Regions from separate parts of the Homo sapiens genome. Here region 2 is linked to region 1. A link is a loop called in an ENCODE intact Hi-C map of the cell type or tissue named here. Cell type or tissue: CD4-positive, alpha-beta T cell. All regions are shown on one strand. Links, peaks and the distances in the headings refer to the core of each region. The heading gives the core; the rest is flanking DNA.

Evidence for each region. A loop is a pair of places that touch in the nucleus more often than their neighbours do. Peaks named below come from ENCODE experiments on the same cell type or tissue, not always from the same donor. Only the 100,000 strongest peaks of a DNase experiment are listed, where the experiment ranks them.
Region 2: a loop joins it to region 1, with 3 times the contacts of the local background. A loop is called at or near these places in 6 of 110 quality-filtered maps.

Annotation. Positions count from the first base shown.
Region 1 is chrX:9,156,308-9,173,239 of GRCh38, forward strand. No RefSeq gene overlaps it. Among named protein-coding and RNA genes, the nearest start is that of FAM9B, 130 kb to the left of the region's middle. In CD4-positive, alpha-beta T cell, for the core only: no CTCF peak of the experiment used is centred there; a DNase peak (open chromatin) is centred at 9,814.
Region 2 is chrX:8,981,386-8,998,317 of GRCh38, forward strand. It overlaps the pseudogene NOLC1P1. Among named protein-coding and RNA genes, the nearest start is that of FAM9B, 44 kb to the right of the region's middle. In CD4-positive, alpha-beta T cell, for the core only: no CTCF peak of the experiment used is centred there; a DNase peak (open chromatin) is centred at 6,486.

The DNA.
Region 1 (16,932 bases), core at 7,897-12,896:
GTGCAAAAAGAAGCATTAGGAAGCCTACTGAAAAGAAAATTGTCAGTTGGTATCACCACCAACAACTGGACTTAATGGCCTGCTGTTCCCCATGTGATGCCTGCAAGGGATGCAGCTGCGTGTCGGTGGCATGTCTGCCCCAAAAATGTAGAACTGGAACCTAATCCTGGGAAGCCTCAGGCCAGCCCAACTTGAGCGTATTTTTCAAAACACTTGGCCTGTACCTTCTGAAAATGCCAATATTATTAAAGACAAAGAAAACACAAAAACTAAATACAATGTGGATCAGAGAATCCTAAATGGGGGAAAAGTTTTCCATGAAAAATATTCTCAGGAAAATAGGTGAAATCTGAATATCAACTGTATATCTGACAATAGTAATGTATCAGGGAAGGTGGGGAAGGTTAATGGGTACAAAAAAACATAGTTAGAAAGAATAAGACATACTATTGAATGGCACAACAGGTGACTATAGTCAATAATAACTGTACATTTTAAAATAACAGAAAGAGTGAAATTGGATTGATTGATTTTAACTCAAACAATAAATGCTTGAGGGGATGGATACCCAGTTTTCCATGATGTCATTATTTCACATTGCACACCTGTATCAAAACATTTCATGTATTCCATAAATATATACACCTACTATGTACCCACAAATATTAAAAATTTTAAAAAGATTAGACAGTACTATACGATGCTGTGATAAAAAGAGTAATGTATCAATATTAAATTTCTTTCATTTGATAATCATGGTGGGCTTTGGAAATATGCTCTAAAATATTCAGGGGTACAGGTATAATGTCAAAAATTCACTTTCAAAAGGATGGTGGGATGGTTCAGAAAATGCACAGATAACAAGCAAATGGGGCAAAATGTTATCATTTGGCGAATTTGCTGAGGGTTCCTGCGAATACATTCTAGGCCTTTTGTGATTCCTTTATAAGTTTTAGTCTTTCCGAATAAAAAGTTAAGAATTCTTCAGCAAAATTTCTTAATGTTTAAAGGCTGTGGTAGCATAAATTACTAAGAAATCCTTTACTCCACCATCTGATACGTAATCAGATTGAACTTTAACTCTGTTAGCATGAATTTGTGGTAAAAATGGCATTCAAAACAGGAAATTTCCTGACCTAAGAAATAGCTGCTTAACCTTAGCTAGTTGCTCAGTGGAATCCACAATTTGTTAGGATTTACAGAATGACAATACTGATTGTAAATTTGAAAGAATACAATTGAAATAACTAGTGTTATTTTTAAAAAATCAATTGCCATATTCAACCAAAAAGAATAAGATTAGTGGGGGGTGGTCTGACCCCTAGGCAGCTGGAATTTCTTTTTTTTTGCTTTTTTTTTTTGAGACGGAGTCTCGCTCTGTCGCCCAGGCTCCGCCTCCTGGGTTCACACCGTTCTCCAGCAGCTGGAATTTCTAATGTAGCAGAAAATCTTAATGCATGGCCCCAACTTCTTGTCTACACTTGACTTGGCTGCTACAAGATTAGCTCTTTTTTTGTCAAAATGGCTGCATTTTTTAAATAAAGTTGCTTGATTAAATTTATCAACTATTAGCCAAATCAGTATTTTCCAAGTTAGTTTAAAAAAAAAAACTGAATTTTCTGTACATTAAGTCATGACTGGGGGCATTTTTAGAAAAAAATTTTAAAAAATCAAATATATCTTTACAGGAGAAAGGGAACTTTAAGGTCTTTGAAATACATCAATAAATAATTTTTTGGTTCTCATTCTTTAAAACATTTAAACTGATCATATTTGGAAGGAAAACACATACGTGGCAAATAAATTGTAAAGGAGTAGGAATACCTCCTTGAATGGGCCCATCCTTTCGTAGGAATACATAAAATCTTTCTTGTTATTCTTAATGCCAGAAAGCCTGAAAGGCGAATGTTTTGCTGACCTCCAAGAATGGCTAAAGCCAATGCTCAGCAGTAGGCACCAAAACAAGCTTCCGGGGTTGCTGAACGCCGAAGCATGTCGTCTTTCTGCCAACAGTAACCTCCCACACTTTTCTCATCCCTTATGCCATAAACCCACCTCTATCAGGTGCCGGGCTAACTCCTGCTCATTCTTCCAAACTGCTGTATCCTAGAAGTGTCTCCGTAACCCAGAATGCCAGGTGTTCCCTTAGGTCTCCATGCCCCTGAATTCTCCCAGCATAGCACCTGTTAAACACTGGGAAACTGTCTTTGGTCTTTCTTCTCACATGATAATCTCTGACAGCACAGACCCTGTTCTTCTTACTCACCTTTGCACCCCTAATCCCTAGACGGGTGTATACAGCAAAAACTCAGTAAATGTCTGCTGGATGAATGATTTAGACGTCGTAGCCCATCCTTCGTGACACATTGATACTGACCATACTATGTAGGCATTTTCTCTTTCCCCACTTTTTCTCTGTTTAAAAAATATAACTTAGTGTACGCTCTGCTCATGGAGAGTTACAAGTTCAAATCAAACACGTGAGCTCTGACTCAATCTTCACCATCTGCCCATTCATCTGGAGATCATCTGATTTTCTCTGGGATTTTTGTAGTGCAAAAAATGCATTATACGGACCAGAAATAAACTAGAAATTGTAGCTGGCGCATTTTGTGGGTCAGGATATATTTTTTAACATTTAAGGAACATTGTCACCCCATGGGAGACTGACTACTCCAAATTGAAACTCTCAGTTTTATTCAAGCTGGTAACTTTCCTTCTCAGGCTCACCCCTAACAAAGCTCCAGAATAAAATGTTACAGGGTGACTGAATGCTCATTCGTAAGTTAATTGCTTGTAGCAAACCCATGGCTGCCTAATAATACAAATACACTGTACATTTGTCTTTCACCGTTCATTGTGTAAAATTACAGGCAGCTAGACTATGTTTGAGGGACTTGTTTATATAGTGCCATTGCTGAAAATAAGCATTTAATCATAAATCCATTAATCAAAACTAAACCAATGATCCTGCTTTTCTCCAAAAGAATATATCCATTTTCCCAATGCATTACAATAAGTTCAATGAATATTAAACTCACGATGACAGAGATTCTCAGAAAGAGCATTTGGCAGCTCTATTCTTTAAAGTATTTACTGGGACTTTCAATATGATAATCCAACACACTTTGAAAGGAGCTGGCAAGAGGACTGCAACAATCCACTGTGCCTTCCGATCAATAACTAATTCATCACTACCAACTGGCTTCTTCAGAGGACAGAACCAGCTCTGCTGCCCAGGCTGGAATGCAGTGGTGTGACCATGGCTCACTGCAGCCTTGACCTCTCAAGCTCAAGCCATCCTCCCACCTCAGCCTCCTGAGTAGCTGGGACTACAGGCGCATGCCACCACACTTGGTTAATTTTTTAATTATTTGTAGAGATGGGGTCTCGCTATGTTGCCCAGGCTAGTCTTGAACTCTTGGGCTTGAGCAATCCTCCCACCTTGGCCTCCCAAAGTGCTAAGATTACAGGCTTGAGCCACCACACTCAGGCTATCAATGACTTTTAACAAGCACAACAGAAGATAGTTTATCATGATGTCTGTGACTATTCCTTGCAGCAGCACCTCTCATTTGGGAATGTCTGGAGACATCTTTGGTTGCTGTATCCCGGAAGAGCAGTGCTATTGGCATCTAGTGGGTAGATGCCAGAGACGCCGCTAAACATTCTACAATGCACAAGACAGCCCCTTGCCACCACAAAAAATTACCTGGCCCAAATTTCAATAGTGCTGGTGGTTGAGAAGTCCTGCCTTATAGAAGGTTAACAGATGTAATTTCTAGATCTGTACCATTCAATGTGGCAGCCGCTAGCCACATATGGCTATCAAGCCCTTAAAATGTGGCCAGTTCACATTGAGATGTACTCTAAGTAAAAAATACACGCCAGATTTCAGACTTAGTATGAAAAAAGAATGTAGGATACCTTAATATTTGATAATGAAATTTTATATTAAAATAATAGGTTGGATGAAGGGTTATATTATTAAAATTAATTTCATCTCTTCCTTTATACTGTTTTAATGTCTACTACAAAATGTAATATACATATGTGGCTGCCCTGCATTTCCCTCTGGACAATACTAGGCTGGGGGGTTCCTTCTGTTTCCTTGATGATGTGCTGTCTCTATCCATGTAACCCACATTGCGATAAGCAGTTCTCTCAAAGTAAATTTAAATTCAAAAAGCACCCATTAGCTATATTCTTATAGGGTAAATAAAAGTGCCAAGTTATTTAATCAGATCAAAGATACATGAAGTACAAATTAAAGTTTCCCTATTTCTGTTTATTATAAAACCAAGCTGAGATGAAGCAAATGAAGCATGGAGATGCATTTTCCTTTATGCCCAAATGGTAAGGAATTGACCCCTTAGCAAACTGTCCAAGTCGACAAATTCAAAAGCTGGAAGGCAAAGAAACAGGGCTTTCAACAGCAAGCAAATATTATATTTCCAAGGAGAGTCAAGCACAGTATCTTGCTCATTAAAAAGAATAAACCTGAGAAGAGCACAAAAATTAGGCAGATCTGTTAAAATGATTAGTCATCAGACTAGCAACCCTTCTAAACACAGCACAACAGGGGCAGGGCTGGATGGTAGAGAAAAAGCCACAGGTCCTTTCTTAAAGATCCACCTTAAAAGGCAGGACAGACAGTTGAAAACATTACATATTGAAACATGAGAATGAACAGGGATATTCCAAATTCCAAATGAGAGTTCAGAGTCAAAACCAGAATCAGTGAGGTGCCATACTTGGGCATGGAAATAAAGGTAGAACTTAGACCAATAAAAAACCATGTTATGCATAAGACGGAAGTGGGAAGCAGAGTAAGCTAATTCTCAGAGCTGAAATAAGTATGATGCTTGTGACTGAGACAGTCGTACGAGCTGACTTGCCAAGGCTTTGCATTTATGTTGAGGAGGGTGTAGCAACTGGACAAACTTCTTTGTGATGGGCCTTAACAACCAGAATGAGAACTTAGAACTTTATCCCATAGGCAACAGGGAGACAGAGAATGGTATGGAAAGAGAGAGAAGTATAAGGAGAACATTTTAGACATGTACATGAGGTGGATCAGAAAGAGAAGAAATGGCCAAACAACATGTAATTAGCTTAAATGTATAATGATGAACCACCAGGGTGGTAGTACTGTAGCTAAAAGACAAGACACCAAGTGAACATCAGAAACAGAAAATAAAGATGACTCCAATTTTGAGTTGGAGTAACTAGGGAGGAAGGTACATAGATACAACAATGAATGCCATGGGGGCATTGACATTGGGATGATTGATTGTTGGCTATCAAGGCTGGGACTCGGGTTCCAAGAATAGAGCTATAAATGTAAAGGTCAAACTAATAGATATACCACGTTGCCTATTATTTTATAGGACATTAACAACAGTCTGTGGGCTAGGTTGGGAGGTACATTCATCTCCACGGTACCAAGAGGTCAAGGTTGCTTGGCCATTGCATGTTGGAGCCGGACCAAGAACTCCCAGAGTTCTATCTTCTAGGATTGCTTTCATCCCAATGTGCCACACTTTTTCCCTCTAAACTGTGCAGATTCTCACCCAGCGAGGGTGGTCAAAGCTACAAATAGGAATTCTGAGAGAGAGAGAGAGAGAGAGAGTCAACTAAGTTGGGCAAGTCTTGAATTGACAGAAAATCCTGTTTTCTAACCTAGATCCCATGCACTGGGTCCAGTTAGAACCATCCATGATGTTCTTAGTTTGTGCACCCTTCCTGCCTCTCAGCCTCATTGTCCACTTGTCTATACCCTAGATTCTCAAATTCTATTACCTGAGAACCTTGGTAAGTCATGATAATATCCACTGAGGAGTAATGACCCATATAAACTTAAAAGGCCACCCACTTTGGAGGTACTTGCATTTTAACAAGGGCCTCTTGAAGACACAGTCCTTCAAAAGTCTAGAATAGTAACTATGATTCAGTGATTCAGATGGTGGAGTTGGGGGAATATTTCTTCATGATAATCTTCAAATCCTGCAATCAACATATACATAGGACCTGCCTTATTACAGGGATAAGATGTAGATTTCTCCTCCCTGTACTCCCAATCCTATTTCCTTGGAATGCCTTCCAAATGTGATTTAGTCATCACTAGAAACCAGTATCTACACCTGAAAGGGAAAAAAAAATGTTTTCACCAAAGTGCTATGTCACCTCCATGAAGGAAAATACGAAATACAGGGCTGTGAATCTTCCCCAACTCATCTCTAGGATGATAAATGAATATCAAAGAAGTATGCCAAAAGATGATCAATGAGGGGCTAACATCTCTGCTCACAGGGAGTTATCACAGTGAATTTGGTGTACGGAAAACCAAAGCTCTTCCACACTCATTCCAGCTTCAGTTTTAAGGGAATTTTGACTTTGTTGCTGTGATATGTAAGCCTCCCCTTAACTCCAATGGCAAATGCTTTGATATAGAAAATAAGTAGCAGGCAATGAGTTTCACACACTTACCTTGAACTTTAATGAGCGGCGATTTCCCCTCTGGTTTCTGAAATTAGGTGTGTCACATGCTTTAACACAATCAGCTTGTCCTAACACCATGGCAATAACTCCATCTGCCTGCAGATATGAAAGAGACTGCATTATCAGTCTAGTATTCATCATCAACAAAACACCAAGCAAATGTATGGTCAGCATTTTAAAGTGTGAAAATATGTACAACTATTATGTATCAATAAAATATACTTTTAAAAAAGAAAAATAAAGTTAAGTGTGCTGGCGATGAGAATACCTTGATGTCTAAGAGTTATTAAGTACCAAAATGATAACTGATAATGTTGTTTAAATATTTTGTTAAAAAACTATTCTCTAATTTTCAAAAACATTGAGGACAAACTTAAAGCCCATTTATTTCACCAGCCAATCTAGTTATATTGAGTGTAGTAGGAAGTATATCATTCTTGGAAAAAGAAAAAAAGACTGATTAAAATCTCAGATAATCAGACAAAATAACTTGGCTTCTAAGTGTTGTTAGTCACTTCCTGACAATCCAACATTTCCGAGTAGGATTCAAGTTTTCACAGGAAATGTAAACTCAGCATTTCTACCATTTTCTTCATGGAAATACAGAAGCAATAAAGGAGAAGAAGAAAAAAGTTTTTCTTAAATTCATTTTTAGTAAAACAAGGAGTTAAAACCCCAGACCTCAGTGTCAAAATGACTACAAATGTCAGTGGAGATTGATCAGGGTGTGTTGCAGAGGAGACAGAGGTAAACAAACATCACGGGGATCCAACAGCAGCTGGAGATTTGCCAAAGAGCAGCAGAAGCACGCTTCCCAAATAGAAGGGGCACAGCCAGAGGCACACAACTTTAATCATGTGTTTGCAAGAATAGAAGTCACGGTGAACCAGCTGCAGCGGAAGCCTCCTGCACCCAATTAGGTTCCAGAAGCAGAAAAAGTGAATTAAATGAATTATATTTGCAGGCATTATTCTGTCTTTATGGCATCAAGAAAAGGAGAAATTTAAGTTGTTAGCAAAGAAATTTGAAAAACTAGCCTTTGTTGGCTGAGAAACAAAAGCTAAAGAAACTTATACATGGCTGGGAACAGTGGCTCACGCCTGTAATCCCAGCACTTTGGGAGGCCAAGACTGGCAGATCACCTGAGGTCGGGAGTTCGAGACCAACCTGGCCAACATAGGAAACCCTGTCTCTACTAAAAATACAAAAATCAGCTGGGCATGGTTGCAGGTGCCTGTAGTCCCAGCTACGCAGGAAGGCAAGGCAGGAGAATCGCTTGAACCCGGGAGATGGAGGGTGCAGTAAGTCTAGATTGCGCCATTGCACTCCAGCCTGGGCAACAGAGCAAGACTCCATTTCAAAAAAAAAAAAAAAAAAAAAAAAAGATATTCCAAGGACCAGTAAGCACAAGAAAATTGTTCAGCCTCATTAGTCATCAGGAAAATGCAAAATATAACCACAATGTGATACCACCATACACCCACCAGATGACAAAAATTGAAGACCGACAATACCAAATGACGTTGAGGAATTGGGGCAACTCGAATCTCAGGCATGCATGTTGGTAGGAGTGTAAAATGGTACAATCAGTTTGGAAAAAAGTCCGAGTTTCTTCAAAAGCTAAAAACCTACCCCATGACCCATTGTATTAGAGTGTTCTTGCATTGTTACGAAAAAACACCTGCAACTGGTAATTTATAAGAAAAGAGGTTCAGCTGGCTCACAGTTCTGCAGGCTGTACAGGAAACATAGCTCCAGCATCTGCTTCTGGGGAAGCCTCAGGGGGCTTTGACTCACGGTAGAAGGTAAAGCAGGAGGATACACAACACATGACCAGAGCAGGGGCAAGGGGAGTGGGGGCGGAGCAGGTGCCACACACTTACAACCAATCAGATCCAGCGATAATTCACTATCATGAAGACAGCACCAAGATATGGAGGATCCGCCCCCATGATCCGAACACCTCCCACCAGGCCCCACCTCCAGCATCAAGGATTACAAATCAATATGAGATCTGGGCGGGGACACATATCTAAACTGTATCACCCAGCAGTTCTACTCATAGGTATTTGCCCCATCCCGTGCCAAGGAAAGGGAAAACAAAATGTACGGGACCACGAAAAAGAGCTGTGCAAGAATGTTCATAACAGCTTTATTCATAAGCAACAAAACCTGCAAACAACCCAGGTGTTGCTTAATAGGAACACAGAGAAACCAAACATAGGATAGTCATGTAATGGAACAGCACTTGCCAGTGAAAAGCAACAACAAGAAGTCTCAAAAACATTATGCTTAGTGAATGAAAGAAGGCGTCCACAAAAAGAGTGCATACTACACAAAATTCTAGAACAAATAACTCATGTATGGTGGTAAAAGGTCAGAGCAGTGGTAGGCTCTGAGGGAGTGGGCATAGGGATTAACTGGCAAGAGGCATGAGGAAACCTTCTAGGGTGATGATAATGAGCTGTATTTTGATAAGCATTACACAAGCGTATGCTTTTGTCCAAACCCAGTGAATGTGCACTTAAGATTTGTGCATTTCACTGCATGTAAACTTCAGCTGGAAATAAAAAATACTACAAATACTAAACTCTAGTTCATGATGTGCATGCTGAAGTATTTAATGGGATGTACACTGGTATCTCCAGTTTACTTTGAAACGCGTCAGAAACTAAGATGGATTAGTGTATAGAGGGCCAAATAGATGGATAGATACATGTTAAAGGAAGGTTAGTAAAATGTTAATGGTAGAATCTAGGTGGTGTGTAATGGGTGTTCACTGTAAAATTCTTTCAACATTTCCATATGCTTAAAAATCTGTATAATAAAATGTTGGAAAAAGTCCGAAGAAACTAAAACAGTAATGAAGGAAGATTAGCCCTGTATATAGCATGCTGAAACATAAATAAAACCTTAATATTTAACTTAAGTAGACAGAAAGATCAATGGAACATAGTAGAAAATTCAGAAACAGAACCCCCCATATGGAAAGTTAGTATATGTTATAAGTGGCAACTCAGGTCAGAAGAGAAGAAATGGATTATTTAATAGTTTTGAGAGAAATGAGCTGCCTTCTGGAAGAATATATTTGGTTCTATGCCTCACACCTTATGCCAGGATAACTTCCCAAATGATCAAATATTTAAATATATATAAATATGTAGAATTCAGTGATAAATGAAAGAAACCATGGGATAATTCTTCTGTTAATACTAAGGGGGAAAAATCCTTTCAACTATGACCCAAATGCCAGACATGATAACAGACTGAGTAATTCAACCACAAAAACGTCAGAACTCTTCAAGCAAAACCACAATAAGCAAACTCAAAAGACAGGTGGCAAACTGGGGGAAGATTGTGAGATCTCATAAAGTTAATTTCTCTAATAAACAAGTAGCTTATGGCTACAATGAAAGAAAAAGATGGAAAACAATACGAACAAATAATTCAACAGAAGACAAATGGTTTTTAGTCCCATACAATTATCCTCAACTACAAACATAATAATGGAAAAAATGGATTGCCATGTAGTTTTAACTTGCATTTCTATTAGAAGTTAAAAAAAAGCCGCAGTGTATAATTCACTTTAAAAAGGAGAGAAACACACACACACACACACACACACACACACACACACACATACACATTACAACACATAAAAATGTGCTCATAGATATTTTTAAAAGCTCCAGAACGTGCATTGCTTATTCAGGGTGACAGGGATGTTTTTTAACAGCTTATCCTTTTATACTTTTTAAATTTTGAACCATGTAAATGGAATACCTAATTTTAAAAATTAGATTTAAGAAAGTGAGAATAATTATATTGCAAACAAAGGCAGCAGCGTGGGAGGCAGCCCAAGCTCCAGCCCAACTCTGCTACTAATTAACTGGGTGAACTTGGGCCAGTCTCTTGGAATCATTGACTATTCTGGCTGCAAAGAATCTCAGAAATATTCTCATTCCACACTTGTTTTATGGAATAGGAAACAGAAGCACAGAATAAATTAAGTGACTTAGCCAATGTCACATGCAGTCAGTTTACTGCAGAGCCAACAAAAGCTGTAGATGTGTCAGTTTCTTCTTAGATAAGATGGGAGTACTGCCATTAAGAAAAGGCAAGCTGCAGAGATGGGGAGAAAATATTTGCAAATCACATAACTGACAAAGGACTTATATCCAGAATATATGTTTTTAACTCTCAAAACTCAACAATAGGAACAAAAATAAAGATGCTTAAGATCATTAGCCATCAGGGATATTCAGATTCCTAAAAACCACAGTGAGATACCACTGTGCATTTTTTAAAATGGCTAAAACTTTAATTTAAAAAACCTGACAATACCAGATTGGAAAGGATATGGAGCAACTAGAACTCTCACGCATTGCTGTTATACAAAATGCAAAATGGTACAACCACTTTAGAAAACAGTTTGGCAGTTTCTCATAAAGTTAAACATACACTTAACCAATACCACATAACCCAGCAATACCACTCCTAGGTACTTATCCAAGAGTGCCAGGCACTCCAGCCTGGGCAATAAGAGCAAAACTCCGTCTCAAAAAAAAAAAAAAAGATTCTTTCACTTTTTAAAAAACAAATAGTAATTAATTCCCAAGGACTAGAACAGGTTTGTATTACATGTGGCACAAAAAATCTTATAATTTTTCTTTAGGAAAGATAAACCTGAATAACTATGAAATTCATAACACAATGACAATGTGGAGAGACAGAAAACCCTGTAAACTTACGTTTACAAAAAAACCTGTACATAAGTGTTTACAGCAGTTTTATTTTTAGTCTTCAAAAGCTAGAAGCAACCCAAATGTTCATCAACTATAGTACATCCATGCAAGAGACTATTATGCATCCATACAATGGAATATTATGCAGCCATAAAAAAGGAACAAACGATTGATACATGCATCAAATTGAGTGGATCTCAAAGGCACAATGCTGAGTGAAAGCAACCAACCTCAAAAACCTCCACAGTGCATGATTCCATGTATATGACGTTCTGGGAAAAGGCAGAATTGAAGGAATGGAAAACAGATCAGAGGTTGCTAAGGACTGGGGCAGGGAGAGAGGTTGACTAAAAAGCAGGAGCATGAGGAAATTTTAGAAGATATTGGAACTGCTCTGTGTCATCATTGTAGTGTTGGATACACAAATCTATGCATTTTTAAAACCCACAGAATTGTATACCACCAAACGCATACTTTACAATATGCAAATTTAAAAATAATTTTTTTCCAGCCTTCTTGAGGTATAATTGACAAATAAAAAGTGTATATATTTAAGGTGTACAACGTGATGTTTTGATATACATTGTGAAACATTTGCTACCATAAAGCTAATTAACATATCCATCACTTTGAAGAGTGAAGTCATCAATCAAAGATCTCTGTGATCCTTTCCAGTTTTAGAAACATAAAGATTCTTTCACTTTTTGTGGCCGGGCACAGTGGCTCACGCCTGTAATCCCAGCACTTTTGGAGGCTGAGGTGGGTGGATCACCTGAGGTCGGGAGTTAGAGACCAGCCTGACCAACATGAAGAAACCCTGTCTCTACTAAAAATACAAAAAAAATTAGCCGGGCATAGTGGCGCATGCCTGTAATCCCAGCTACTTGGAAGGCTGAGGCAGGAGAATTGCTTGAACCTGGGAAGTGGAGGTTGTGGTGAGCCGAGATCAGGCCATTGCACTCCAGCCTGGGCAACAAGAGCAAAACTCCGTCTCAAAAAAAAAAAAAAAAGATTCTTTCACTTTTTAAAAAACAAATAGTAATTAATTCCCAAGGACTAGAATAGGTTTGTATTACATGTGGCACAAAAAATCTTATAATTTTTCTTTAGGAAAGATAAACCTGAATAACTATGAAATTCATAACACAAAGACAATGTGGAGAGACAGAAAACCCTGAAAAGAGTGTAAAAATAATGTCTTGGAATTTCATCTCCTTGACAATTCAGCTAGCTTTCAGGCATTCTAATTTTTCTCTCATTTGGAAGTGCAAAGTTAATAGAAAAATAGACCAGTCTATTTTTCCGTATTTCTATATCTCACTGTTTAAGTTTTGCTGATCATATTTTAAACTTCCTTTTTATTTAAAGGTGAAATCATTGATAAACACCATCTCTTACGTATCCTTTTCTCTCCCTCAAAGCTTGTTCTTGTGACATCTGGACTGTCTAGAAAGACATGATCCTTCAAATAATTCCTTGTTTAGTTACAATCTCTTTTGTTCCAAAAACTTCCAGTAAAATATCTCTCATATAGTGTTTTTTACCTTTTTAGGGTGATGTACTCCTTTGAGAATACGATGTAAGCTATAACTCTATTTGAAAAGGTTTAAACAAAAACAAGACCATAAATACTGTCTTAGTCCATCTGTGCTTCTGTAACAGCATACCCGAGGCTAGGTAATTTATAAATAATACAAGTTTATTTCTTATGGTTCTGGAGGCTGAGAAGTCCAAGATCAAGGCACCAATAGGTTCAGCATCTGGTGAGGACTGCTCTCTGCTTGCAAGATGGGGCCTTGTTGCTGTACCCTTTGGAGGGGAGGTTCACTGTGTCCTTACATGTCAGAAAGGATGTAAGAGTAAGAGAGTGCTTCTTCAACCTTGAGCCCTTTAAAAGGGTGCTAATCCCGTCCATGAGGGTGAAGCCCTTGTGACTTGCTTCCCAAAAGCCACACCTCTTAATACCTTTGCATTGGGGATTAAGTTTCAACTTAAATTTTAAAGGAGACACCTTTATTCAAACCATAGCAATACCCCCACATACGCAATTCTGGTGACAATGTCAGAGGTTCAAGGGCTTTCTGAGTCCTGTGGATTTCAGGATTCCAGGTATATAGAGCACAAGCTCCTGAGGGAAACCCTTGGTTCAAACCCTTGCACTGCTATTTAACGGCTGTATGACGTTGGGCATGTATTTTTCCTTTCTCTGCCTTTGTTTGCTCATCCACAAAGTGCAAATAATAGTACTGCTAGGGGCTAGACGTAGTGGCTCACACCTGTAATCCCAGCACTTTGGGAGGCTGAGGTGGGAGGATCCCTGAGACCAAGAGTTTCAGATCAGCCTGGGCAACATAGCCAGACCCCATGTCTACAAAAACATTTTTAAAAATTAGCTGGCTGTGGTGGCACATGCCTGTAGTCCCAGCTACTTGGGAGGCTGAGGCAGGAGGATAGCTTGAGCCCAGGAGTTTGAGACTGCATTTGGCCATGAGCACACCCCTACACTCTAGCCTGGGTGATAGAGAAAGACCCTGACTCTTAAAAAAAAGTGCTACTAGGATTTAATCATGCCTTGTCACTGGAAGGCCTCAATAAGTATCACCTAGAGGGTGAAAGAAAAATTGACTCATGCCATTTTCCAAGGCTTCTAAGTCAGCCTCCTTAGAAATTTGGATTCTATAGAGTATCGTCAAAGTGTCATCTGCAATCCACTGAAGTCAACTGAAGTGCCTCCTGTTGGGAGATCCAGAAATGCAATGTTATCAAAGCAAATTATGTGCAATTCCATAGACTTTCATTTTCTAATGTATGACTATGGGCTACAACTGGTAATTGACTGAGTTATTAAGAGTTACCAAACTAAAATTAGCACATTACTTGATTTTATCCATGACTCTAATTAGTTTTCTACTCAGACTCTGCTGCCAAACAACCCATGGCAATATCACAAGATACTTGCATCTCATGCCTACAGATACTTGGCATCTTCTAGACTGGAGGAAGGATGCTTGTTATCACAGCATCATCAGCATTGTCTTGACTGAGGGATGGTTTTGATTGTTGTTACTCTTAACTTTGATGATTTATATTTTATAATTGGTTTCATCATTATCAATTTTGTTTACTGAGAGTCATTCAATGGACCTGAGGACAACAATAGTATCAATCATATTTTGGCCTATAATTTTCCAACGATTTGGTTTTAAGTTGTATATGTATAACATGGTTCCAATGGGAATCATTCAAATTCTGATGGCTATAGTACACATGCACACAATCTCCCAAAATATTCTCATATTCTCACTATTGGCACCCAGTGTTTGGTTTTTAGGGGGAAGGGGTGGGGTTGCTGGTTTGTTTGCTCACTACTGGAAAGTAAAGGTTGGTAGTAGAGATGAGAGAATGAATACAGTCTTTTTTTTTTCTGTCAAAGTAGACCATAGTAAAACATGCGTGCATACACTCACACACAACTAAGAATCACTAGGTAGCTAAATTTGAAATTAGATATCAATACTTCTCACTTGCCAGACCCTGAAGAAGTGAGTAAACTTCTCTGAACTTATCTGGGAAATCCAAACATCTACCTGGCCTCCTGTAGAAACAAACTTTCTTCGTAAAGAGTAATTTGGTAAACACACTGGGCTTTGGGAGCCCCAGGGTCTCTGTCACAACCACTCAACTCTGCTGTGATCATGTGAAAGCAGACATGGACAGTACAAAACAACTAGCATGACTATGTCCCAATAAAGTTTTATTTACAGAAACAGGTGACAGCTCCACTGACTGTAGTTTGCTGAACTCCGCCATACACCATTGTGAAAGTAACATGGCAAAATTCTAGTGATGATATTATTGCTATCATCATTATCATCATCATCATCAATGCCCTTCACTGCTTAGAAAGCACTCCCATTTGACCCTCCCAATCACAGAGGCAGGAGCAAACACTACTCAGGATGTTTTATAACTAAGGAAGGCAAGTTCACAAGAAGCTAAGGCTTCAGCCATGGGGTGGGTGGACGTAACTGAGAGCAGCCTTCAGCTCCCCTGACCATTAGGCGTCTCCTCTCTTCACTCAGAGAGCTTGGGAAGCCTCGGCCCATTGTACATTTATTTGTAAGGGATAATTTTCATGTCATTACACTGTCCTCACTACTCCCAGAGAGAAGGTAAACCTTCTCATTGCTGGGGTAAAAAAATGCTATGGGAAAAATAGAAAAGCTTTTATTTATATTATTGTAAGCTTTTAAAAATGATTTTGCCTGAATAGGCTATATTCCTCTTTTCTGTCTGATTATTACCATTTTTATTTCCCAGTTGTAAAAATATATGTTTGCCATTTGTTTGAAGAACAATGCAACTCTCTCCAATCCATCACATAGCTCTGCTCTTAGCAATTCTCACAGCTCATCAGGAAAATGATTGCCTGATTAAACAGGCGTGACTAAGCCACAGCATCCTCAGAATGTGCATGGAGCCCTTGGCCCTGAGTGCATCTTACTCCAGCAATGCCAAGCATCGCCTGACGCACAGTGCAAAGAGCAAGACCAAAGGGGAGTTTTCAAAAGAAGGAAATCATGTATTTTATGACCAGCAGCATTTGTAAAAGCTATTTTCCAAGTAATTATGTGAATTGATTTTGGGAAGGCAATATGATTCTTTCAGCTTGATGATTCAACGAAATGAAAACCTTCAGAGGGAGAAAAAAAATGATCAGGTAATCTTTCTCCTGACCACGATTCATGCTGTGTTATCTCAGGCTCCAATGAAGTGCTTATTGTGCACAAAATGCCCTCTAATAATTTCTTTTAAAACATTCATTGTCAAATTAGCAAAGCAGCAGTCGACAGTTGAGTCTTACAACCTAGAGTTCAATACTGAGAAGTGGGGTTGAGTCGAATCCTATCTCTGCTCACTGTGACTTCAGATGCAAGCTACTTATATTCTAAGACTCAGTTTCTCCATCTGTTAAATGGGACAAAATAGAAACTGCCTTGTGTGGTTAACGTATAGATATGCAGTTGACCCTGAGAGAGGAGAGGGCTGGAGAGTGAGTTAATAATCAATCATGGTTACATGACGAAGCCTCCCTACAAATCCCTAAACTAAAGGGTTGGGAGAGCTTCCAGGCTAGTGAAGTCATGGAAGAGCTGGGAGAGCGGCACTCCTGGAGAGAGCATGAAGCTCCACACCCCTCCCCAACACCTCGCCCTGCGCGTCTCTTCCATCTGACTTTTTATCTGTATCCCTTGTTAATAACCTTTATTATAAACCAGTAAACATAAGTAAATGTTTCCCTGAGTGTTGTGAGCCATTATACCAAATTATCAAACATGAGGAGGTGATTGGAGGAACCTCTAATTTATAGCCAGTGGGTCAGAAGCACAGGTGACAACCTGGAGCTTGTAATTGTCATCTGATGTCGGGGAAAGTCTTGTGGAATTCAACCCTTAACCTGTGGGGTCTGTGCCAACTATGGGAAGTTAGTGTCATAATAGAGTAAGTAATAGAACACCCATTGGTGTCCACCAAGAATTGGAGAATTGGTTGGTGCGGGGAAAAAACCCACACATTGGTATCAGAAGTTGTATGAGTGTCAAGAAAACAGTATTCTTCTTTTACTGTCAATTCTCTGAACTGTCCATCCACTTTCTCCTTGAATTCCTGCAATCTGATGTCATCA
Region 2 (16,932 bases), core at 4,524-9,523, 180 kb before region 1:
GAAAGAGCTTCATCATCCTCAGAACTGTTGGAATATGAGCTGTCTGAAGAGCTCTCTGCTGCTTTCTTTGCTGGAGGTTGTTTAGTATTTGCTTTAGAGATGACTGACTTAGCAAGAGTTCATCCTCTTCCACCAAACTTGAATCAGACTCGTCGCTGCTGTCTTCACTGCTTTCGGAAGGCTGTTTCTTCTCCACAGCTTTCTTGGGAGACTGGGTTCCCAAGGACTTCTTTGATGGGGGAGCAGGACGGGGGCACTGAACTTTAGGGATCTGGGGGTTTTTTTCTTTTTTTTTTTTTCCTACTACTCTTCCTCCTCACCGGAGGAGTCTCACTGCTGGAATTTTTGGGTAGGGGTGGCAGCTGCTTTCACTGGGACCTTGACCACAACTTGCTTTTAAGATACAGTCTTCTTGGGGATGGCTGCTGCCATCTCTTCCTTTGAGTCAGCACTGCTGCTGCTGCTGCTGCTGCTGCTACTGTTGCAGCTAGCTGCTTTGCCATTGGCTACTTTAGGTGCTGCTTGAGCTGGAGTACCTGGTGTGGCTGGGACTTTAGCCCGAGCTTTAGCTGCTACAGATGTCTTTGGTTTCTGTTTCTTTGGTGCCTCATCCTCAGAGCTTGAGTCAGAATCAGAATCAGAATCAGAGCTCTTAGCCTTCTTAAGAGGAGCTTTGGCTGTCTTGGCTTGGGGCTTAACTCCCTTCTGGACAGACTTTTTCTTTTTGTCGTCCTCCTCATCATCACTGGATGCTTCACTGCTGCTGCTCTCTGATGCTTTGGCGATAGCCTTTCCAGGAGGCTGAGACAAACTTGCTCACAGCCTTCTTACCTGGAGGCCCTTGAGCTTCTTCCTCCTCCTTGCTGCTGTCCTCACTACTGTCACTGGATGAAGCCTTCTTCTTAGCTTTCATAGTCACTGATCCATTTATTTGCCTGGAACTTTTGCTTTGGGGACTTAGCAGACTTGAGACAGAAGCTATAGACATCCAAGAGGGAAGAGGCATTGGCATCCTGCTGTGTAGCTCCTGTGGGTTTGGCGAATATATTGGCTATCACACAGGAAGTCGAGCACAAGGGGATACAGGTCTGTGGGAACCACACAGGCCAGTGTCTGCCATCCTCTGGGCAATACATACATGTGACTACCATTGTCTATTGGTGCTATTTTTAAGTTGCCTACTTAACAATTATTTAGGGTAACGCAGCGGGTAATCAAAAGATTGACAGTCTAAAGTGTGGGAGACAAACTATTTGAAGACTAGCAAATAAAAATCTTACAATCTATAAGATATGCTTCTGTCTATGTTTCTACTTGCTTAACTTGTCTATAAACTTATGTCCTTAGATTTCAGCCTTTGGGGGCCATGACAAGACTTAGCTTCAAGTATTGTTTGCCTTGGTCTCCGCATCTAATACATAACTAAAATTGTTTACCTCTTAAGTTTTTCACTAAAAATAAAGGCCACTAAGAGTTAACATTGTCATTAATACATGTCATTAAAACTACTAGATACAGGGAAAATTCTATATGCATTGTACACACAAAACATACAATGTGTTTTGGGATTTTTATAAAAGTGTTATAAAAAGGCATACGAATGTGGTTTCTCTTAGAGAGAAAGCAATTTTGCCTAGTTTAGAGAGTTTAAGAATTGTAAATTAAACTAATAAGACATAATGGCTAAAATTAAACAGATGCAGAAAGTTGGAAAAGAAAGTAAATTTTGTCCTAAAGTGATAGAACAAAACTGAAGGTTTAAGCAATTTGTAGAAGGTTTATGAAAAATTGATCTTGTGACAGGAGTTCTGTGTGTCATCAAGTTGGCTACAATTTAAAGGGGATTATTTAGTTTTCCTATAAACTGAACATTAATGTCAAAATCACACTTACACAGCGCCAGAGTCTGTGTGCCCCTGTGTCAGAATAACAAGGTTTTCCTGTAAAATTGATCTGTTCTTCAATAAAAAAAAATAAAAATTTATAAAAGTCTTATGGAAATCTTACCTTATGATCACACTGATTGAGATTAGATATATTTGTTTATAAAATTTTATTAAAATTAACTTCAGTGTTAATAATACACTAATGCAAAGGTAAAATTTAGTTTTCTCTTTTGAAAAAGATTTTCATGTAGTATTAAAAGACAGTGAAATATTTCTTTTTACCTTTTGAGTAAATGGCAGAGAAAGAGGGGAGAGAGAGAGACAGATTAAACTGGCATCAAGCTGTTTTTATTATGTCTTATCGTTTGGAAATTGGAGTCTCCTCTCTATTAAAGAGTAAAGGATTTTGCTTTTGAAAATCTTTAATTATCACTTTGGCTAAATGGCTAAATGGCTAAATGAGTTACTTTACAGTGACCTATGATCCTATTTTGTGACATCAGATGTTTTAAATCTTTGATATTTGACAAACTTTGCAAAATCATATTCTAAATTCAGCCTTCAGCTTTGGATGTTAGGATCCCTAACATTCAAGAGAGACATATTTGGCTTATGTGGTGTATTAAAATTATACAGGACGCTTTATCAAATATGAAATGATGTTTAACTTTCTTTGAGTTATAGTTTATATAAATGTGCTATTAATGTGTTCCAAATTGTATGAGATTTCTATAATTCTGATGTCTTAATGTTATCAGTAATAATTATGACTATTATTGTAATTGCTGTATTCCAGAGCAATAACCAAATTTCCTTGTTAATTGTGTCTTCAACAACAGCTGTTCTAATATTTTTGTCATGCACACACAATTGTTGTTTTACTTTGATTTTTCTAAAAAAAATCAGTTTGTGGTCTGCTACAGTCCAAAAGCTTCTTTAGGAAAGTTCATGAAAAGCACTGTGATGCTCTTCAATGCAGGTTTCTGATAATGTTAAAGGGTTTGTGTGTCTCGACTAGAGAGAAAACTTCCAGGACTCTCAATGGAGAGCTGATGTGTTCATGAGGCCTGCTGGCCCAATATCATGTAATATAGGAGTTAATTGCATGGGACTAAACTAGTAAATACCAGAAAGTTTTTAAATAACTTTTTGGTTTGAAACATTGCCGATTCTTTTTGTGTTTCTTTCCAGAGTTAAGAAAACTTTTCCTGTTAAGCTATTTATAGCTGACCACAAATTGAAAAAGTATATATATTCTTGTGAGCAAAAGTTAAAGCATATTTCTTTGTACCTGATTTCTCCAGAATTGGGAAACTATTTGCAAGTTTTCTTATTTTACAACAATATAGTTATTTGCATATGTTCAATAAGAATTTGTTTTCCTGGCTGGGCGCGGTGACTCACGCCTGGAAATCCCAGCACTTTGGGAGGCCGAGGCGGGCGGATCATGAGGTCAGGAGTTCGAGACCAGCCTGACCAACATGGTGAAACCCTATCTCTACTAAAAGTACAAAAATTAGCCAGGTGTGGTGGCATGCACCTGTAATCCCAGCTACTCAGGAGACTGAGGCAGGAGAATTGCTTGAACCTGAGAGGCAGAGGTTGCAGTGAGCCAAGATCATGCCACTGCACTCCAGCCTGGGCAACAGAGTGAGACTCTGTCTCAAAAAAAAAAAAAAATCTGTTTTCTTTTGTTAACAGACACAGTTGGAGACACTGGTTACTTTACCAAGGTTTTGTCTGGAATGGCATGTTTTCAGATATGACCAGACTGCTTTGAGGGGTGGAGGTTGACTTTAGAGAGAGACAGTAAAATACCCTTAGAAAGACTGGCCTGGTATCTTTTTCTATGTGATTCCTTTACAAGTTTCTGACCTGTTATAAGTAAAAATGTCACTTTTTGACAGAGTCAAGAAACCCAGGTAATTTTGGTAACTTGAGATGGGAGAAATGTCCCCAGTTCGTGGACATCTGCAGGTACAGAAAAATCACTGGCTTGGCTAAGCTGAAGAGGCATTTAACAAGTCTAAACTGAAATTCATTATTTAAGAAATTTCCAGCAAAGCCAAGTTAAAAGAGCCTATATAGCCAATAATTATTCCTGTAGCACTTTATGCAAATCATTGGTCAAGTATAAATCTTCTTAAACTTGTTTTGCAAATAAATTTGTCCCACTATGATTTGTCTTTTGTAGAAATCGGGGACCTAGAGAGAAAAAAATATTGTAAAATTATAGCTAGCTACCCCGCTGGCTACATAGATATAGATAGATAGATAGATAGATAGATGATAGATAGATAGATAGATAGACAGACAGAGATATCCAACACTTGTGTGCCTGCCTACTGATGCATGGATTCCTCAAAAAATTCTTTTAAACACCTGATTAAAACTACAGTCCACAAAAATCTATAAGGTTGCTGCTGAAATTAGAAAATGCTTCTAAGACTAAAAGAAACTAATATATAGACTGCTCCAGACATACAACAGAGTCAATGTGCAACTAAAAGAGTTAAAATAATGATTGCCTAAATAACTGCTTGGATTGAGAAGGTGGTGGTATAGAATCAGTTTCCAGGATTACTTTCTGTTTGTTGCTATAATATAATTTGGCCTTGTTTTTTCCCTTCTTTTTCTTTCTTTTTTTGTCACCATTTTTCTCTACTGGACGCAAGACTTTACAACTTCTTGGTAATGAGCCTTCCTAAATATGTGGGAACTAACTTTCAAGTAATAAATCATCAACAACAAGGGAATTAATGAAAAATAACCAGAGACTCACTTTTTAAGTGATGTTTTCTTCCAAGGATTTTGAAGCATAGGGGGAAATATGAAAGATAATAGAATCTCAGGACCCCAAACTCACTTAGCCAAAGGGAAAGTTAAAAGCTTAGAAACTGAGTCACCTATGGTGATTTCCTTTTGTTCCCAAACAGATATCTGCAATTTTACAACCCTGTATCATAATCTCATTTTCTCTATTTCCTCTTTTCACTTGTTTACTTTATCTTATGTAAAATGCAGATTTACTGAGCAAGAGATAATGCATAATTGACCTTTTCCTCTACTCCCCTTTTTACATACAAAGTGTAGACTTACTGAGGCTAACCAGAGTCTCATAAGAATGCAACTATCTGTCTCCCTGCCCACCCTTCATCTCCTTTTTTCTGCTCCTGCATGCCTTTTCCTCTTTAAAAACAGAAGTGGCCAATATCCCTTTTAGCAAAAGTATGGGTCAAAAACGCTCCTGCGACTTGAATTATTTCCCATGCGCGCTCTCAATCTTGGTTAAATAAACCCCTATTGATTGAGACCCGCCTCGGTCACTTTTTATTCACACCTCTGACAATAGGAAACACTAAATACAGCTTAACCTCTAGTCAGATATAACATAAGGCTTCACTTTTAAGGTCTATTTACTTCAGCTCCCTTTACACAGTACACCACATCTGGTTTGCAACACAAAGTTACGAGGCACACTAAGGGAGAAAAAAAACGCAGCTTGAAAGACAGGCCTCAGAACTAGACTCATATAATGATAGCAATGTTGGAATTAGTATACTAAAAGTTTTAAATGACTATAATTAATACAATAAAGGCTGTAATGAAAAATGTTTGAAAATGTGCAGAAACAAATTGTAACTTAGCAGAAAAGTGAAACCTCTATAATTGAAAAGAAAATAGAAATTTTTAAAAAGTAAATAACAGAAATAAAAATGCATTTGATAGACTCAGCAACAGACTGGAGACAACAACAACAAAAAGAATTACTAAGCTTGAAGAACCCAATAGAAATTTCTCACACTAAACAACGAAGAGAAAAAAATAAGAAAAAAATAGAATGGAGTATCTAAAAACTGTAGGAAAATTAAAAAATTGTAACATATGAAGAGTGGAAAGATTGAGAGAGAAGAAAGAGATGAAGAAATGGAAAAATATATATATTTGAAGCCAGAATGACTTTCCCAAAATTAATAACAAGTATATCAAATCTAAATAACAAACAGATCAAGTAAGCTCAGAAAACACCAATCAAATTAAAGACCAAAACATTTAAGCCTACCTGTATTATGTTCAAATTAAATCATATAAACAGAAAATTTCAAAAAAGCTACAGGCGGAAAACAACTTATTATTAAAGGAGCAAAAATAATAATTTCATACATAATTTTCAGAAATCATGCAAGGTCTCTACAGTGGGCTGTCCGGTCCTCTTCTGCAGGGTTGGTGGGACACCACTGAGCAGATCTGGGGGCCCTGGCTTGCCCACGAATATCCCAATGATGAGTGCAGGCACCAGTAGTAATAGGGGTGGCTGGGAGGAGCCCCTGGTGAAGTGTGTTGAGGTCTCTGCAGGGAGGTGAGGGGGCTGTACTGGCTCTTTCTCCTAAATAAGCAGAAATGTGATTTGTTTCCTTATCACACCCCTGTTTCAGGGCTCATGACTCCTAGTTCAGATGCACACTCTAGTCTATCTCCAGACTGCAATGTGGTTGACAGCCACGGGGGAACACTTGTTTTGCAACTCTCCATGGGAGCAGTTTCAGGTCATAACCTTGTCACTCAACCTGATACAGACAGCTTTAAGGCTCACCTGTTCTCTGATGTGGCAGTACTGCTGCTTCCTGTAAACAGGAGACACCACCTGTGGGCTTGTGCATGTACGTATTTGTTGTGGTGGTGCCACTTTGGGGCCCATGTCAGTGGGTGTTGGTCATGGTGTTGTCAGCTGGTTGGATCGGCCTGAGCTTAGGCCCTGGGGGAAGTGGTCAGGTGCCGGAAAAGTTGGAACAGGGTAGGTAGTTCCCCAGCTCCCAAGCCCCTAGATGGCCTACTGGACAGCATGTGTGACTCCTAAGGGGCAGGACCGGAGTCAGGGTAGCCCAGAATTCAGGTGCTGGCTGTGATGGAGTGGGCTGGTCCCTAGGTCACCAGGCAAACTCTTAGGCAGGGTAGGTAGAATGCTTCAGTGGCGAGAGCCTGAGGGAACATTACAGGCGTGTCAGAGTTGGGTTTTCATAAGGGCTCTGGGCCATAGGTGAACTGTTCAATGGGGACAAGAGAGCTGTGCTGTGAGCCTTTCACTGGAGAGGGCAGGACCCCTCAGCTGGGGCAACGGAGACTGGCAGCTGTTGGGCACACGGCACACTTGCACTTCCCTCCCACCCAAATAATGCTGAACTTCACAGCTGCAGGCATGCAAAGATGCCAAGCATATTCTGTTACCACTAGGAGTTTTCCCCTGATGAAAGCAGAGCCACGATCCACCACGGTGTTCAGGTGGGGACAAGGTCCCTGCACTGGAAGCCCAAGCTGAGGCTTGCCTGGCTTAGAGCAGTGAGGGTGGGTGGGGTGAGTCACATGGTTTACAAACTGAGTAGTTCCAAGAGAAGGGCAGAGCTGTGCCTGTCTGAAGAGTTCAGGCTGGGGCGGAGTTGCTGTGCTGGAAGCCCTGATGGGAACTTTGCCTGTGGAGGAGGAGCACAGCCTTCTGACGACACTGTGGCTGCAGCCTCTAGCAGGATTATTGCACTGAACTGGGCTGCTCAGGGATCCAGGACCTGTGGGGCTCCATGTGGGCTTGAGCAGCACCTCTGCAAAGACTCCCAGCAGCTCTCTGTGTCGGTCTAGAGGCCCGGGGCTGGAGTTAGGGGGATTCTGCCATGCCCAGGGTTGCAAAGGTCCCTGTTGGAAGTGTGAATCTCCCGGGCACTCTCCCTCACTCACCTTTTCCCCATGGTAGGGAGTTTCTCACTGGTGCGCACTAGTCCTGGGCGGGTGGCTGCCCAGCTTCAGTCCTTTCTGTTCTCTGTGGGTGCCTTGCTTCCTTGGTAAATCCTGACACGGTCTCAGATGATTCCCTTGAAGAGCTAGTATTTACTCACCATTATGTTTCCTCTTCATGAGATCGCTACACACTAGCTGCTTCTAGTAAGCCATTTTGGACCAACCTCCAAATATCAAGCTTTTAAAAAGAATAAAAAGCCATCTTATCTGGTACACTTGAAATACAAATTTTGAATTTTGAAATTATGTTTCGTCTGAGCAGGAGGCTTGCTGGCATGACTTGGCCTGCAAAATTGACCTACTTTGATCTTTGTAATTAAACGAGACTTTTGAACTTCTTCTCTGTAAATGAATTCTTCAAAATGGTCATTAAAGATACTCCTCGTACGTCTTTGTTCATATTTTTTGTTTTAAATAAAGATTGACTTGCCATCAGTAACAAATGTAAAACTAATACAAAGACACTATCTGGAGTAGGCCGTAAATGTACTGGTCTGTGTATACCCGGCATCTAGGAAGTAAATAATAATAATTATGGCACTTATTATTACATGGGATAGCAAAGCATTTATTGACACCCAAAGCTTCAGGTGAAACACAGAATTAAATGGCTTCTCTAATTAGATGGCTCCGCTAGAAAGGAAGGTGCAAAATATTACGGAAGAGCATTGATCACAGTGCATTGGCCCATTATTACCCAAATTCTGAACGATAAAGGATGTTTTTTAATTAATTCTCTATCTCCCCATTGAATTATTGGACTCCTCACCACGTTTTCCATTGCTTGAATGACATATGGGAGTGATCACCTGTCTGCTGCTATAGGTGTGGAATATGGGAATCAGTTCTTTTCCTAGGTCTGTTCTTAGGCAGGCAGATTTGATTTTGTGTCCGGACAGCAATTCCAAGACAGTCAGCACCATTACTCCCAGAATTGTATTTCTAATCACAGGACAATAAATTTCTAATTAGACACCAACTTATGTAAAATAAACATGTAGCAGAAAAGCCAGGAAAAATTAAGTTAGGTTAGAAGTTAAAAGTAGCCGGGTGTGATGGTGTACACCTGTAGTCCCAGCTACTTTGGAAGCTGAGATAGGAGGATCATTTGACCACAGGAGTTCAAAGTCAGCCTCGGCAATAAAATGAGACCCCCATTCCCTTCCAAAAAAGTAGCCAAACATAATTATTAATTTTTCCCTATCTAAACCTCAAATTTTTTTGTTTGTTTTTTTGTTTTGTTGGAGGCAGAATCTCACTCTGTCACCCGGGCTGGAGTACAGTGGTGCGATCTCGGCTCACTGCAACCTCCACCTCCTGGGTTCAAGCGATTCTCCTGCCTCAGCCTCCCGAATAGCTGGGACTACAGGCGTGTGCTACCACGCCTGGCTAATTTTTTGTATTTTTAGTACAGACAGGGTTTCACCGTGTTAGCCAGGATGGTCTCGATCTCCTGACCATGTGATCCACTCGCCTCGGCCTCCTGAAGTGCTGGGATTACAGGTGTGAGCCACCATGCCCAGCCCTAAATCTCAATTTTTAAATCAGCAATGTGAGTGCAACAATATTTGATAATTTAGATTTGCTGCTTGTGTTTTCCTTGTATATTATGTCTGGGAAGTTGACATAATATATGGCCATACTTAAGGGGCCATGAAATGCTCAGTTAATATGGTATATATTAGGTGCTCAATAAGTAATTGTTAAACAAAATTTTAAAAATTGGAAACTGAAGAAGGAATTTCCTCAGAAATTTCATCAGACAACTATCAAGCAGTTACTCTGTATCTCAGGTATGAGGCCTTGGGGATGCAAGGCTGAATCTTGCATGCTCACGTTTTTCAAAACTAGAGAGATAGAGTTTGGAACATGTGGAGTTGTTAATATATTTATTAACTTTCCACAGTAGAAATACATTATAGTTGTTCCACAGAGTAGGGGATTGTATTAATCATGTTTTAATTTTTTTTCTGTATTTTATGATGCTTTGACATCTTGGGGCCTTTTTGGACTAGGGAAAGAAATGCCTCCTCAAGAGTTACCTAATTCCCAAAGACAGCAAACAATTTGCTTGCAAGAATTTTTTTATAAGTAAACTAATCAGTCACAAGACCATATCCTATCCACCTCTTTTTATCAGTTTCCTGCAGTCTGTGACACTATTCCCCTGCCCAGGTCTAGGTTCTGGACAACTAGGGATCAACGCTGTAGCCCAGACTTTGCCAAAATTATTCAAACTATCCGATTCTAAGCCTGCTTAGCTTTCTTATACTGCCTCTCCTGCTCTTTGCCACAGAAACAACAATAAAGACTATAAATCCGTGCTTTCTCTCTCTTTTCTCCATACCCTGACTTACTCTGGTGTTTCCTTCATGTGGCCCTACATGAAGTTGCATGTCCCTCCTGTTGGCAATTGTGAGTACCTATCCTCCGAATGGCAACTGTCTCCTAATCTATTGACCACACCAAACCTGAATAATAAAACCTACATTTCAAAATAGGAATGGTATATTCTCCTAGCATACGATTGGGTGGACACGCTGGCATTTAGCAGCTCTTAATGAACCCCTATCCATTTCAGAAACTAGAACCTAAAAATATAAACTGATTCACTTGTTCAGCAGCATTTTCTAAAACCTAGACTATGCTATCAGTAACTCGGGGACAAATATTTTAGTAACTGATCTGTTAATCTGTCAAGTTTCATTGATTACCGTTTATTCAACTCCTATCAAACTCTGGGCTATTATCTAAACACCTAAATGACACATGAAATATGCTTCATTTTAGTATGTAGTTTTTAGAGTTAAGCTTTAGTAAACCAAATGTCTTTCTATGTTATTATTTTTCTTTTATCCACAGTCTGAAGTGGGGCTTCTCAAAGTATGGAGTGCTTGAGAATCATCTGGAGAGCTGGTAAAACACAGACTGCTGGACCCCACTCCCACAGGTTCCGATTCAGTAGGTCTGGGATGGGACCCAAGAATCTGGATCTCTAATATGCTTCCACATGATGATGATGATGCTGGTCTACAGGCCATGCTTTGAATATAGCCCTGGCCTAAATCACAGACACCCGATGTTGGCTTCACAGTTTATATCTGAAATTCAGCTTGAGCATTATTGAGAATTCCCAGCATGAAGGACCTATGACAGAAAAAGATAATCATTTACTGCTTCTCTTTGACTATTATTTTTTTCCAGCCTAGACTGACTCCATTTTATTTCCAATGTTTCCTTTAATCCCTAAGTACCTGGAGATGCAGAACCATTCTGTAGAATTTTATTGTCCTAGTTTTTACCCCGATGAATCATCTTTCGACAGACATGTGAGCCCTCAGCAAATGCATTATGTCATCTTTCTGAGCGCCACAGAGAGAACTGATATGCCTTTGGTCTGATGTGAAATGATGGCTTCAGTGTGCCCACCATGCTGCGACTCTGACTTGGGAGGGTTCCCAGAATTGTGACAGAAAACCCTTTGGCTGGTGCCAAGTGGGGAAGGGGTGGGCTTGTGATTCTGTTTCTCAAACCACCCAACTCCATGCATGTGTGAGCAGATCTGTCTCCTCCCAGGCTGCCACATTCAAAAGTGGGATATATTTTTAGAGACGAAATCATTAGTTCTTAGTCCCTCCCAAGATTCTTTTTTTCCCCATTAAGTAAATTTTAAGAACCTGGTTTTTATAAGAAAATTTTCAGGATTTTAGAAAAAAATGGTAATGATTATAGCCTTGGTACAATGAACCCATTTGCCTCCCTTCTAGACAAAGGCAGACTTCCCACAGCAGTCACTGCCTGAAGCTCCTGGGCCCTACATCCAATATCCAAATCAACTTGATCTTTCACATCTTATTACAGAAGCTCCTGCCTCTTTTGATTTTCTGGGTCTTGTAAACCTAGGATTTCAAAAATCAACTTTATTGTACATTGAACAATTGCTTTTTAAGCTTATTGTAATATCTCATAATGGACTTTTAGTAAATAAACCTCTGTCTTACATATGTAAAATTTTTTTCTTAAGAACAAAAAATGTTAATAGACATTCTCTATATTAAAGCAGAAACTACTGAACATTTTTCTAATCTCCTGAAATTCATGGTTATAATACAAGAATTTTAACATGCTTTCTTTGCCTCCAGTCAATAGATGAGATTTTAATAGTTTTTATACTTGAAAATGCACTAAAATTGTCCATTTTTGCTTTTGATTAAATTGTATTTGTAAATTGAATGGTGATTAATTAGAAAATATTGTTAAAATGTTCATAATGCTCAAAGCAATCTACAAATTCAATGCAATTTCTTTCAAAGTTGCAATGGCATTTTTCATAGAAATAGGGAAAAAATCTTAAAATTCATAAAGAACCACAAAAGATCCCAATAGCCCATTTATTCTTGGACAAAAAAAAAAAGCTGGAGGCATCATACTGCTTGAATTTTAAATTATACTGCAAAGCAATACTAATAAAAACAGTATTCTCCAATGATAAAAACAGATACATAGACCAATGGAAGAGAGTAGAGGGCCAGACATAAGCCACACATATAAGTGTATTGATAAATATACGATGGAAAAAGGACAGTCCCCTTAACAAATTGTGTTGGGAAAACTTGATAACCACATACAGAATGATAAAATTGGACATATGTTACACCATATACGAACATTTACTTGAAATGGATTAAAGACTTAAATGTAAAACCTGAAGTCATAAAATTCCTAGAAGAAAACACAGGGAAAAAGTTCCATGACATTTTTCTGGGCAATGATTTTTGGATATAACCTCAAAAGCACAGGCAGCAAAAGCAAAAAATACATAAATGGGATTACAACAAGCTAAAAAGCTTCTAAACAGCGTAAAAGAATTAATAGAGTGAAGAGACAATCTATGCCATGGTAGAAAATATTTGCAAATCATATATCTGATAATTAGTTAATATCCAAAATACGTAAAGAACACATGCGACTCAATAGCAAGAAAACAAATAACCCAATTTTTTAAAATGGGCCAAGGATCTGAATAACCATTTTTGCATAGAAGACATACATGTATGTGAAAAATTGCTAAACCTTATTAATCATCAGAAAATGCAAATCAAAACCCCAGTGAGATATCACCTAACTCCAGTTAGAACGGCTACTATCAGTAAGACAAAAGATAAATGTTGGCAAGGATGTGAGGGAAATGAAACTCTGTATACTAGGAAAGTACATTAGTGGAAAACTCTAAGAAGGTTCCTCGAAAAATTAAAAATAGAATCACCATTTAATCCAGTAATGCCTCTTCTGGGTATATATTCAAAAAAACTAAAATCAGTATTCCCAAGAGAATCTTCACTGCCATGTTTATTGAAGCATTATTATTCATAATAACTAAGATATGGAAATAAATGAAATGTCCACAAATGAATAAAGAATACACACACACACACACACACACAAATATTATTTAACCATTAAAAATAAAATCCTGCCATTTGTAATAATGTAGATAATCCTGAAAAAAAATTATGTTAAGTAAGACAAATAAGACACAGAAAGACAACTAGTCTATGATATTAATCATATGTAGAATCTTTAACAGATGAGCTCACAGAAGCAGAATGCAAAATAGTGGTTGCCCGGAGGTGGGGATTAGAGGAAATGGGAAGATGTTAGTGAAAGGGTTCAAACTTTTAGTTTTAAGAGAGTAAGTGTAGGGATCTAATATGCACAATGGCAACTACAGTTAGTAATACTAAGAGTAGTCCTTAAGTATTCCTTAACCACCCTCCCATACACTATAGTAATTATGTGTAGCAATGAAAATGTTAATTAAATTAATTATGGTAATCAGTGTATAATATATGTGTGAATCAAATAATTATGCTCTACATCTTGGATAGACAAAATATGCAATCTGTGATTTATACCTCAATAAAACTGGAAAAAAAAACATAAAAGAACATGTACCTGTAAATGTGTAATGGGGAATGTCCTCATTTAGAAGCCTATTTAAAATTCATAATCAGCTTGTGGCTGATAAGGCCCAGCAACTCCCTAGGAGAAACACGGCGTATTGCATTTCATACCACCCTCTCTCCCTACAGCTATAACATCTTAATTTTACAATTTAATCTTATTGAGACTGAGACCGTCAATTTTAGGTGAGCAGGAGATGGATTTTGTAAAGAAATACAAGGAACTCAAAGGGAAGGAATTTTAAAATGTGACAACATAAAGTCCAAAGGGTTTCTGTGGTCCAAGGCTGGAGGAAGGGCCCATCATTGTAAAGCAGCCAACTGTAGCCCCTCTGTTTTGCTGAGATGATGGAGGAGGAGAGTGAGGGTATATCAATCCAGGTCAGTCTTCCCTTCTACTTAAAAGTTTAGTGTGGCAAATGAAGATGGCCCAAACAATAGAATTCGATGGGATGCTGCTGCGTCAGTTTCTGGACCCAGACCTTAAGAGATGGGAAGCTTCCACTATTTGTCTTTTGGAACACCTATTCTTGGAACCAAGCCTCCACAGAAGCACAGCTATATTATATGTGCCTTTACAAGATGTTTGGATGCATTCTCAGCAGAAGGTAGAATATAAATAAACAAATACACAAAAGAATGTTACAAATGCAAATGTAAAAGGCAACAGAGTAATTCAGTATAATAGGAATGAACAGTTTGAGGTCCAGCACTTGTTAAGTCAGTCTACAAGTGCTGAAATTATGCAAAAGGAAAGGTGTTTTTTAGGAAGACCTAAAACAACTTTTTAATTTTATACTCTCCCAACTCAACTCAGGCCTATTCCCAATAGAAGCACTGAGCCTCAAATGGCAGTCAGAAATTTTGTCCTGAATAAACAGTTTCAAGTGATAAATCAGGAATCTAGGTCACATATGTATTAGACATGTGTTCTTGTGTATATGGACATTCTAATAACCCATATCAATGTGGCTTTTAACAATTCTTTCCTTTTTAAAAAATTGGATGAATATTTACTCTAGAAACATTTATTGAGAGCCCAATGAGAGTTGAAGTTGTACTTTATAGTATATATTTTCTAATAAGATATACTTTTGCTAAAAGAGACAGCTGCCTATGGTGATACTTTCCTTTTGCATAATTTAAGCTATCTGTAACACTGCAAACAAGATTAAAAAATGAGTCTATCGTCTGGGCGTGGTGGCTCTTGCCTGTAATCCCAGCACTTTGGGAGGCCGAGGCAGGCGGATTGCTTGACCTCAGGAGTTGGAGACCAGCCCGGCCAACATGGTTGAAACACCATCTCTACCAAAAAATACAAAAATAAGCCAGGTATGGTGGGACATGCTTGTAGTCCCAGCTACTTGGGAGGCTGAGGTGGGAGAATCGCTTGAACCCAGGAGGCAGAGGTTGCAGTGAGCCGAGATGGCGCCACTGCGCTCCAGCCTGGGCGACAGAATGAGACCTTGTCTCAAAAAATAAATAAGTAAATAAATAAATAAATAATGATCCTATCCCTTTTCACTATGCAGAAATAGGTAGATTCTCGGTAATTGCGATGAGTCTGACTCATTTCTGAGGAAGAGGAATTTTTTTAATCCTGTTTTTGTATAAAAATAATTGTTATTTAATGTAATTAAAAACATTAAAATGGTGAATAATTTGTGAGTTTGGTGTTTTATATATTCAAATAAAGCTAGAAGGTATTTTTAAGGAAGACCTAAAACAACTTTTTAATTTTATATTCTCTCAACTCAACTCTGCTTTTTTTCATTGTTTCATATCAGCTGTGCAAACATTCAATACTAAATAATAAAGAGATAGAGCTAAACAGGTAATAAACTTGAATTAGGTAAACTTAATCCAGGTACATAGAACACACCATTAGGGCATATTAATCTTACTAATAGCTTAATCTGATAGATACCAACTTCAAATTAATAACTTGAAGGTAATTAATAAAAAAGAGGGAACCACTGCCTTTGTAAGAAGAACAAATAAAGTAGAGAGAATCATTGTGAGTAACATAGAAACCTACATTTTCTATATATTTTGAAGTTTAGAAAAAAATAATTTCTCCCATTTTGGGTTAAAAAGTTTTTCTTTAATAAAGCATGTAAAACCTTAAGTTTAAAATTAAAATTATTTTTAAAAGACATAAAATATTTTATGTGAGTGGTTCTCATAAAACAGATTCATTTCTATTAAAAGTAAACATGGCGGTGATATAATTGAAGATGATATTGTAGAGGCATCCAAGATCCTGTCCCCACTTACACACTGACACACAAATTAAAAATAAGTAAATAAATAAAGTCGTTAAAATCAACTTTCCCAAGCAAATGCTGAGTCAAGAAAAACGGAGACTTAAATATCAGAGTTTTGTGATGTTTTATTTCAACCTTGCTATTCTTTCAAAGAGAGGAGCAATTCTGAGAATGACAACCTGTGCTTCCATGTTAATACAGGTTTCTGAGGGAGCAAGGTAAACCTTCCCCTAAAAATGGAGTTTGTCTGTTCTAACTAATTTATGGGTTCCCTGAAGGAATGATCCAAATTACTTGGTTTTGTTTGCTTTTTTCACAACTTTCTCAGAAAAGCAAAGCAGCTAAGAAGAGGTATTTCTTAAAAAGACAATGTAGACCTTGCAGAATAAGGCAAAAATTAAAGTTGTTGAAAGCAATAAACATGCTGAAAGCTTGGGAGGAAAACCTGGGGGTGAAAGGGTTATGAAGAGCTCTGTATATAAAAAATCCAGGCATGCATCCAGGGCAGTATGCATGGTCAGAAAATACCAAGTAAACAGCTATCAATAAGACAATGTACTAAGAAGCTCTAGATGCTATTTCCCCATAGAAACACTAAGTAAACTACAGAATGGTGAAAATGGTCTTGTGGGAGCTCTAGGAACAAGTAAAGGATCTGCAGCAACCAAACAGCAAACACCCAACCAAGGTGGGGTGGGGTGGGGGGACCACTCAAAATGGTAGGAAATTTCATAGTGTTTTTCTTCCCTTGTCCTATTTCCTTTCCAGTTTGTTACAGCATAATTTGGAGGAAGCTGCCCAATACCCAGTTCATCTCTCAGAATAAGAGTAAAAGTAGAACTTGTTTAAAACATTCTGACCTCAGATGGGAATGAAGACATATTTGAATATCAGGTTGGAGATTACAGAATGCAGTATAGAGCATAAGAAACAGGGAAATGCAGATAGGAGGGCACATAGGAACAAAAGGATTATAGGCAGAAGAATACAATAAAACATTTGAAGCCTCTAAAAAGAAGCAGGGGTGAG